Regions from separate parts of the Homo sapiens genome. Here region 1 is linked to region 2. A link is an interaction called in ENCODE POLR2A ChIA-PET data of the cell type or tissue named here. Cell type or tissue: PC-3. All regions are shown on one strand. Each heading gives the region's core, and the rest is flanking DNA. Links, peaks and the distances in the headings are about the cores only.

What was found. Peaks named below come from ENCODE experiments on the same cell type or tissue, not always from the same donor. Only the 100,000 strongest peaks of a DNase experiment are listed, where the experiment ranks them.
Region 1: POLR2A ChIA-PET joins it to region 2 with 15 read pairs; 1 of 35 experiments calls an interaction of 5 or more read pairs at or near these places.

The regions. Positions count from the first base shown.
Region 1 is chr14:69,211,457-69,217,624 of GRCh38, forward strand. The region is part of intron 3 of EXD2 (exonuclease 3'-5' domain containing 2); the gene reads left to right. All of the region lies in intron 2 of GALNT16-AS1 (GALNT16 and EXD2 antisense RNA 1), which reads right to left. Among named protein-coding and RNA genes, the nearest start is that of EXD2, 23 kb to the left of the region's middle. In PC-3, for the core only: no CTCF peak of the experiment used is centred there; no DNase peak of the experiment used is centred there; H3K27ac peaks cover 384 bases.
Region 2 is chr14:69,068,552-69,072,551 of GRCh38, forward strand. The region is part of intron 7 of DCAF5 (DDB1 and CUL4 associated factor 5); the gene reads right to left. Among named protein-coding and RNA genes, the nearest start is that of DCAF5, 83 kb to the right of the region's middle. In PC-3, for the core only: no CTCF peak of the experiment used is centred there; no DNase peak of the experiment used is centred there; H3K27ac peaks cover 715 bases.

The sequences.
Region 1 (6,168 bases), core at 1,343-5,342, 140 kb after region 2:
AGTTCACAGGTTGATAGAAGAGGCTACTAGATGCCAACACTGTGATGACCAAAAAGAGAACACCTGACAGTGTGGGGAAATCTTTGTAGTCACAAAAGCCCTTACACCACAGCTACTGAGGGTGTTTCTTTATATCAGCAATAGTAGTAGTCGTTTATACCAATGACCTTGGGCCATCAAGAAAGGATCAGTGATTTTAATCTATTCTGTGTAAAAAGTTACATCATTTTAGAACTATTTACATCAGCAACAATAGAAGAAAATAGGGTTTAAGTGGTAAGCTCTAGCAGATTAGGAAAATTCACCTGTGCCAAGCACCTGGATTATTCCAACTAAACGAAGGATAACTTGAGCAACAGCAGGGTAGACTGAAGTGAATAGTAATTGATCTGATAATAATACACTTTAATTACTATAGCAGAGGCATAGAAAAGTTAAAGTGGCAAATAATCTAACCCCACCTCATTTTGACTTTTGATGTGTATTAAACTCAGGTTGGATTCCACATTTCCCTTTAGGCATGACTGCATTTTCCTGATTGCTGTCATAAAAAACTCAATGAAAAAGTCATTCATGGCTTCCTTCCTTGTAAAAATAAGATAGAATAAATTTAAGAGATGAATAGAAAACAAAAATAGGCTGGGCGCGGTAGCCCACGCCTGTAATCCTAGCACTTTGGGAGGCCGAGGCGGGCAGATCACTTGAGGTCAGGAGTTCGAGACCAGCCTGGCAAGCATGGTGAAATCCTCCCCTCTACTAAAAATACAAAAATTAGCCAGGCGTGGTAGCAGGCGCCTGTAATCCTAGCTACTTGGGAGGCTGAGGCAGGAGAATTGCTTGAGCCCAGGAGGTGGAGGTTGCAGTGAGCCGAGATCACGCCACTGCATTCCAACCTGAGCGACAGAGCAAGTGAGACCCTGTCTCAAAAAAAGAAAAAACGAAGACAGAAATGAAAAATCATCCATTCTTGCTCTATTTATTCCTCCATTCCTGTTTTGCTTTCCTTTTCATTCACTTTTATGTAAATGTTTATTCGATTATTATTTTTGTTCTTCTTTATTGTTTTTTTTTTTTAGAGACAGGGTGGTGTCACTCTGTTTCCCAGGCTGGAATGCAGTGGTACTTATCATAGTTCACTGAACCTCGAACTCATGGGCTAAAATGATCCTTCTGTCTCAGCCTCCCATGTAGCTAGGACTACAGGTATGTGCCACCACTGTCACTTGGTTCCAATGGTTCTTGATTTTTTTTTTTTTTTTTTTTTTTTTTGAGACAAGATCTTACTCTGTCACCCAGGCTGGAGTGCAGTGGTGGGATTTTGGCTCACTTTAGCCTTGACCTCCCTGGGCTCAGATGATTGTCTCACCTCAGCCTCCTGAGTAGCTGGAACTACAGGTGTGCGCCACCACACCTGGCTAATTTTTTTGTATTTTTAGTAGAGACGGGGTTTTGCGGTGTGGTCCGGGCTGGTTTCAAACTCTTGGACTCAAGCAATCCATTCGCCTCAGTCCCACAAAGTGCTGAGATTACAGGCGTGAGCAACCGTGCCTGGCCTATGTTGTTGTTTTATAGTCAATATTTGTTTAGATTTACCAAAGTGTTTACCTTCCTGTATTCTTCTTCTTTTCTTTTTTTTTTTTTTTTGTAGATGGGGTCTTGCTCTTTTGCCCAGGCTGGAATGCAGTTGTGCGATCACAGCTAACTGCAGCCTTAACCTCCCAGGCCCAAGTAATCCTCCCTCCTGAGTAGCTGGGATTACAGGTGTGAGCCACCACATGCCATCTCTTTTTCACAGAGACAGGATTTTGCTGTGTTGCCCAGGCTGGTCCCAAACTCCTAGGCTCAAGTGATCCTCCTGCCTTGGCCTCCCAAAATGTGCTGGGGTTACAGGTGTGTGTGAGCTACCATGCTGGGCCCTTTTTTTTTTTTTTTTTTTTTTTTTAAGAGATGAGGTCTTGCTTTGTTGTGCAGTTGTGTGAGCATGGCTCACTGCAGCCTCAAACTCCTGGGCTCAAGTGATCCTCCTGCCTCAGCCTCCTGAGTAACTGGGACTACAGGCATGTGCCACTGCACCTGGATAATTTTTTTTTTTTTTTTTTTTGTAGAAATGGGGTCTTGTTGTGTTGCCCTGGCTGGTCTTCAACTCCTGGCCTCAAGTGATCCTCTCACTTGGTCCTCCTACAAGCATAAGCCACTGCATCCAGCTGTATTTACCTTTTTTTTTGTTTTTTTTTTGAGACAGAGTCTCCAAGGCTGGAGTACATTAGTGCAATCTTGACTCACTGCAACCTTTGCCTCCCGGGTTCAAGTGATTCTCCTGCCTCAGCCTCCTGAGTAGCTGGGAGTACAGGTGTGTGCCACAATGCCCGTCTAATTTTTTCTATTTTTAGTAGAGACAGGGTTTCACTGTGTTAGCCAGGGTGGTCTCGATCTCCTGACCTTGTATTTACCTTTTTCTTTGCTTACATTTTTCTTATATCTCTGACCTTCTTTTGGGGATCATTTTCCTTAAAATCGTTCTTTAACAGTTTAGGGCCCATTGATAATAAACTTCATCATTTTGAAAATGTCTGTATTTTGATTTTAATCTTAAAGAGATTTTCTCTGGGTGTAAAGTTCTGGTTTGGCAGTTTATCATTTTCAGGATAGTATTCCATTGCCTTCTGGCTTCCGTTATTGCTGTTGAAGATAACTGTCAGTCTATACCTTGATTCTTTGTAAGTAATGTAATTTTTTCATATCTCTTCTTAAGATCTTCTCTTTGAGTTTATGGTTCTGAAGGTTCACTATGATGAGTCTAGGTGTTTTATTTCTAGCTTGGGATTCAGAAAAATATCTGGATAATAGGATTGATGTTTTATCAATTTAAAATTTCTCTTTAAAGATTGTCTTTATCCTTTCTTCTTTCTTGCTGGAATTTAATATTTAACATATCTTAGTCTCTCTAGATTCATTATATACGATTTCTTCTGGTCTCTTTTACAATTCCCTTTTTCTTTATTTGGCTTTGTCTAATCTGTTTAACCTGCCCCTGAGTCTTTTTTTAGACTTTTTTATTGTGAAATATAACACATCAAGAAAAGTGCCTGGAACAAAAATAAACACTGAATGATTTATGTAAAGAGAACAGCTCAGCTGTGTAACTAGAAACTAGGTCAAGAAACGTAAGATTGCTAGGACTCCAGGAGCTCCTGTTGTGTCCACTTGAAATCATTGTCCCCTCACTGCCCTCTGAGGGTTACCATTATCCTGTCTCAAGAAAGTCTATTTACTTTCTTGTTTTCTTTATACTTTTACTGCTTAGGCATGCCTCCCTCATCACTATAGTTTAATTTTACCTGTTTTTTAAATTTAGTATAAATGAATCATCGAGTATGTGCTCTTTTTTGTCTTGCTTCTTTTTCCAAACATTGTGAGATTTACCTGTGTTGGGTGTGACTATGATTTGTTGCCATATAGTGTTCCATGGTATAAATATACCATGACTTATTTTTCCATTCTATTATTGATGGACATTTATATATATATATAAAATACAGTATAGTCCGGGCGTGGTGGCTAACACCTGTAATCTCAGCACTTTGGGAGGCCAAGGTGGGTGGATCACCTGAACCTGAGGTCAGGAGTTCAAGACCAGCCTGGCCAACATGGTGAAACCCCGTCTCTACTAAAAATACAAAAATTAGCCAGGTGTGGTGATGCATACAGGTATAATCCCAGTTACTTGGGAGGCTGAGGCAGAAGAATTGCTGGAACCCAGGAGGCAGAGGTTGCAGTGAGCTGAGAGTGTGCCACTGCACTCCAGCCTGGGTGACACAGCGAGACTCCATCTCAAAAATATATGTGTGTGTGTGTGTGTGTGTGTGTGTGTGTGTGTATAATACAATATATCATTTACATTTGGGGGCTCTTGCAAAGAATGGTGCAATTGAACATTTACACTCATTATTGGGCGTATGTGTCTATGAGTGGAGTTCTGGGTCAAGGAGTTTGTGTGCACATGCACGCACAATTTTAACTTTTATAGATGATGCCAAACTGTTTACCAAGATCTTTTTATGAATTTACCTTCCCATCCGTAGCATATGACTGATTCCATTGTTTCTAGCTGTTTTCAGAAGTGATTACACTAATTTAACCTCCCTATATATGAAAATTGCCTTTGTTTTACATCCTTGTCCACATTTGGTACTGTCATATTTTAAAATTTTATCCATTCTGTTGGGCTTGTAGTAATAGTTCACTATTATTTTAATTTGCATATTCCAGATTACTAATGAAATTGAACATCTTTTTGTATTTTAATGGTCATTTAGATATCCTCTTTTATGCAGTGTCCATTCAAGTCTCTTGCCTCATTTTCTTTTTTTTTTTTGCCTCATTTTCTATCGAGTTGTCTTTATAGAAGTTCTTTACATATTCTGCATATGAACCCTCCGGGAGTTAAATTTGTGTTGTGAATGTTTTCTCCCATTCTGTGAATTGCCTTTACATTCTTTTGATGTTTAATTTTGATAAACAGAAGATCTGTGTAGTACAGTTGATCAAGTCTTTCCCTATACACAGTCATGAACATATTCTCCCCATGTCATTTTCTTGGAGTTTTATGGTTTTAACCTTGGCGATTCAGATTTACAATCCACCTGAAATTGATTTTTTAGGTGTGTTTGTATATGATGTGTGGTAGGGTTAAGTTTAATTTTTTCTCCTAAAGGGATAGTCAATCTGCCTAGAATCACAGATTGAACAGATAAACCTTTCCTGATTGCTCTGCAATGCCACTTTATCACAAAACAAGTGTCTGTATGTGTCTAGATCTGTTTTTGTCTTCTTGATTGTCTAATTTTCTGTTGTTGCACCAATTATTATATACTTTCTTATTTACCATTGCTTTAAAATAACTCTGGATATCTGGGGCAGCAAGACCTGCCATCTTGTTCTTTTTCCACAATATCTTGGATAATCTTGATACTCTACATTTTCTTTTTTGTGATGGAGTCTCACTCTGTCACTCAGACTGGAGTGCAGTGGCATGATCTCGGCTCACTGCAGCCTCCACCTCCTGGGTTCAAGCCATTCTCCTGCCTCAGCCACCCGAGTAGCTGGGACAATAGGTGCCTGCTACCACACCTGGCTTACATTTTCTTATACGTTTTAGAATCAATTTTCAGGTCCTATAAAATTTTCTTGAAATTTTGATTGAGATTGTATTGTATAGATCAGTTTGTAGGGAACTGACTTCTTTATATTATTGAAGGGTTTTAAAAAATTGACATGAAATTATATATATTATGTATAATGTTTTATGCATATATACATTGCGGGATAATTAAATCTAGCTAATTAACAAGTGCATTACTTCACATAGTTATCATTTTTAATGATGAGAACACTTAACATACACTATCTTTGCATTTTAGTAATACAATATATCATCATTAACTATAGTCACCATGCTGTACACTAGATGTCTTGAACTCATCCCTCCTATGTAACTGTAATTATATATTCTTTGATCAACATTTTCTCATCCTCCTCTCCTCCCAACCATCCTGGCCTGTGGTAAACACTATTCTACTCTCTACTTCTATGAGATCAACTCTTTTATTTTTTAGAGACATGTTCTCGCTCTGTTACCCAGGCTAGAGTGCAGTGGCGTGATCATAACTCACTACAGCCTTGAGGTCCTAGGCTCAATCAGTCCTCCTGCCTTACCCTCCCAAGTAGCTAGGACTATAGGCACACACTACCACAACTGGCTAATTTTTATTTTTATTTTTTAGAGATGAAGTCTCACTGTGATTCTTAGGCTGGTCTTGAATTTCTGGCCTCAAGTGATCCTTCCACCTCAGCCTCCCGAGTAGCTGGGATTATGGGAGGGAGCTACTATGCCCACCAAGGTCAACTTTTTTAGATTCCACATATGAGTGGGCTCATGCAGTATTTATCTTTCTGTGCCTGGCTTATTTCACTTAACATAATGTCTTCCAGGTTTAGCCATGTTGTCACAAATGACAAGATTTCATTATTTTTTATGGACAAATAATATTCCATTTTGGAGGGAGAGATTTATATATCACATTTTCTTTTTTTTTTATTATACTTTAAGTTATAGGGTACATGTACACAACATGCAGGTTTGTTACATATGTATACTTGTGCCATGTT
Region 2 (4,000 bases), core at 1-4,000:
GCTGGGCATGCTGGCACATGCCCGTAATCCCAGCTACTCAGGAGGCTGAGGCAGGAAAATAGCTTGAACCTAGGAGACAGAAGTTGCGGTGAGCCGAGATCATGCCATTGCACTCCAGCCTGGACAATAAGAATGAAACTCCATCTCAAAAAAAAAAAAAAAAAAAGTTTACTGCAAGGCATAGACTATTTCTTTTCCTGGTACATCTAAAAAAGGTATCCAAGCCTCTTAGCATTTCAAAAAGGCCCAAGTGAACAGTTGCAGGGTCTTCCAGTGTCAAACCATAAAGAGGACCATCAAGGATACTGACAATACGGACAGAGCAGTGACTGCCTCCTGGAGACCACATAACTACTTAAGAAATGAGAAAAGCCAGATGGGGACAGCCAATGCTGTCAGTACAGCTCAAAGAGCTCCACAGGCATCAATGCTTAGTTGCACAAAAAAGTCAGTTATGCTGAGTTCTTCTTTCATCATATGTGCCTCACATGTGTTTATAACCAACTACTTGCAACCAATTAAAAACAGCTGTTTTTTCCAGTTACATGGGAGGAAAAAGCAGATACCTAGGCCTAAGTCACTGAGAGTGAATACATGTCTAGAAAAAGAAGACAGAGCACACAAACATATGCAGGCCCAAAAAAATGCATTTACAGCTGTTTCCAGCCTACTTCATCAGCCTACTGCCAGTGGGGGTGGTTACAGTGACTCGGCAGTAAAAATACATGTTTTTCCCTTCCATTCAGGGAAAAATTTGTCACATAAGAGAACCCTCCTGAACTACTGATGAGTCAAGGGCAGCCTTCATGCAAGAACAACTCAATCAGCCATTCCAGGTGGGTAGCAAGGAAGGACAATGTCTTGATCTCTAAGGAGTTATTAAAAGGTGAGTTTAAAAAGGGAGAAGGCCTTCTTTTTCTTCTTTTGTAGACACGGAGTCTCATTCTGTTGCTGAAGTGTGCAGCCTCAAATTCCTGGGCTCAAGCAATAGTCCTGCTCAGCCTCCTGAGCAACTGGGACTACAGGCATATGCCACCATGCCCAGTTTTCTTTCTGTTCTCTTTCTTTCTTTCGTTCTTTTCTTCTTTCTTTTTATTATTATTATTAGAGACACAGTCTTGCTGTGTTGCTCAGGCTGGTCTCAAACTCATGGGTTCAACTGATCTTCCCGCCTCAGCCTCCCAAAGTGCCAGGATTACAGGTACGAGCCATTGTGCCTAGCAGCAGTTAGTTTTAAAAAAAAAGTTTGTGAAGACAGGTTCCCACTATGTTGCTCAGGATGGTCTCAAACTCCTGAGGCATCAAGCGATCCTCCCACCTCAGCCTCCCAAAGTGCTGGGATTACAGGCATGTGCCACTGTGCCCAGCCGAGAAGGCTTTCTTAGTGAGGAATAACAGTCGTTGAGTAGCTACTAAGTACTCTCACAATAATCCTAAGAAAGTATTATTGTTGTTGGTGGTGGTATTATCCTTATTTCACAGGAGTTTGGTAAGATTAGGAAATTTTTCCAAAGCCCCCAGTTGGAAGATAAATGGATCAGGAATTTAAAGCCATTCCTAACAACTCTATCACATTATGCTTCTTTCCATAAATAAGAAGGTCTTAGAGTAAGAGGTAGCTCTGGAAAAGCAACTCAACCTGTGAAAACCCTAAAGCCCTTTCTAACAAGAATTCAGGGAAAGAGAAGGGAAAGGCAATATAAATATTTTCAAGAGACACCTACCAACCTTTCCCACACATTGCCAAATCCATTACTTTCATACCTAACTTACTAGGGAAAAAATGCTTTGGAAATGATGGATCTACATCGATCTTACTATACATAGCAATAACAATGTCTTGTATTTGAATACACATTGTTTTCAGAAAGCTTCCAAGATTATTAAATCAACACACAATATAAGGCAGAGGTAGGAGACATTTTATGTAAGAAACTGACGCTCAGACAAATACTATTATGTAACTTGCTAAGAATCAGACATGTAGTTAGTGGTAGTTAAGTTCAAGTTAGAGGACTTGAATCCAGGTATGATTTTAAGTCTAATGCTCCTTTCAATATGTAACACTGGCTCTATATGTAACTGCTGGTCTACTTATTTTATTTTCAGAATTACCACATAAAAACAGATGCCCTTCCTACCTACTTTAGAGGTCTTAGACATATTCCAATGGACTTCTTCTCTGCCACAGCAAAATTCCCAGTTCTAGTTCTATTCCTTCCTCTAATTTTTATTTTTCTTTTTTTTTTTTTGTTTTTCTTTTTTGAGACGGAGTCTCCTCTGTCACCCAGGCTGGAGTGCAGCGGTGCAATCTCGGCTCAGTGCAACCTCTCCCTCCCGGGTTCAAGCGTTTCTTCTGCCACAGCCTCCCGAGTAGCTGGGATGATGGGTGTGCACCACTACACCTGGCTAATTTTTGAATTTTTAGTAAAGACAGTGTTTCACTATGTTAGCCAGATTGGTCTCAAACTCCTGACTTCAAGTGATCTGCCCCCCTCAGCCTCCCAAAGTGCCGGGATTATAGGCATGAGCCACTGCACCCGGCCCCTTCCTTTAATTTTTAAAGGGATTTTTAGAATGAGTTGTTTGAAATTACTAAAAAATTGGACCTGATCTTCCCTGGTAGCAAGTTTTATAGTGGATATAGGTCTTACATCTTGAAATGATCTCCTCAGCCCACTAGGAAGTCCTATTGGAAAGACTTATATAGTATTGTTTATACAGTAAATAAATTTCATCTCTTTGGAGTTTGTATAGCAAAAAAAACAAAGACTGATTAACAGTCTTCCTGAGCAGGAGTGTGCAGAAGAAAAAGAAGGCCTTGACTTTGGCTCACACTCAGGACCACTCTCCATCTCGTTCTCTCAGCACTCGGCACGCACATGAAACACACAGCAGGCATCAAATAAATGCTGACTGCTTGTCATCTAGAGTCTAGTTCTGATCATGCCATTAGGTATACAATGGCAAGCCAGCTTTCCCTTACTAGCCTGCCTTAGAATCATATATCCAAAAGGTACACAGAGAATATGAGAGAGAAAGAGGGAGGGAGGGAGGGGGAAGAGGGAGAGAGAGAGAATGAATGAATGAATGAATGTGTACGCACTTATCTTTGGCCCATGATTATTTAAGTCAAAAAGACATTAGGTTGGATTAAGAGTTTCCTGACAAAATTTTCCTCATCTAAGCATTCAAAGTTAGAACTCAAGGGATGCATCCAGCCCACAGATATCTTGTTAGGCTTGCTGAACCTTGCTAAATATTTTTTATAGCTATGCATTAATTGCCAACATTTAAAAATTGAGGTATTACATATAAAAATGAGAGGTACCAAATAGTCCTGAAGCCATGTTGAAGAGTAGGGCTGAAAACAGGAGGAGTTAAAACCATGCACATGGCCAGGAAACCATCCTTTCCCCATATAAGCAGAAGTCTGGGGGTTGCCAATTGACATTGACCCAAAGAGGTTTTAGATTGGCAATACAAGGCACAGCTGGGGGTGTCATTAAACAAAAGTCTTCATATAGATCTGTAAGACCCACAGCCCCATTTCCCTATTTGGCTTTTAAGAGCCATAGTTTAATTACCAGGCAAATACTCTCTAGGTAGGAGAATGAAGATTCCTCTTTTGGGAAACTGACTGATTTCAATAGTAGAAAGTCAACAGAGAATGTCTAATATTGAAAATCCAAAAATATTATGAGCATGTTATAGGCAAAGGTAGAGAAAGGGACTATTGTGCTTTTAAAAAATAAGCTTTATAATATTATTTGATTTAAAAATTATATAGCTGTATTACTTTGATAAAAAGAAGTACTTAATTACAAAAATAGTGGAGGTAATAAAAAAGAACAAGAAGGAAGAACAGAAAGAAAAAGAGAAGATTCATGAATAAGAAAAAATAAAAGAGGCCAGGCACAGTGATGCACACCTGTAGTCCTAGATACTTGGGAGGCTTAGGCAGGAGGATCGCTTTAGCCCAGGAGCTCAAGGCTGTATG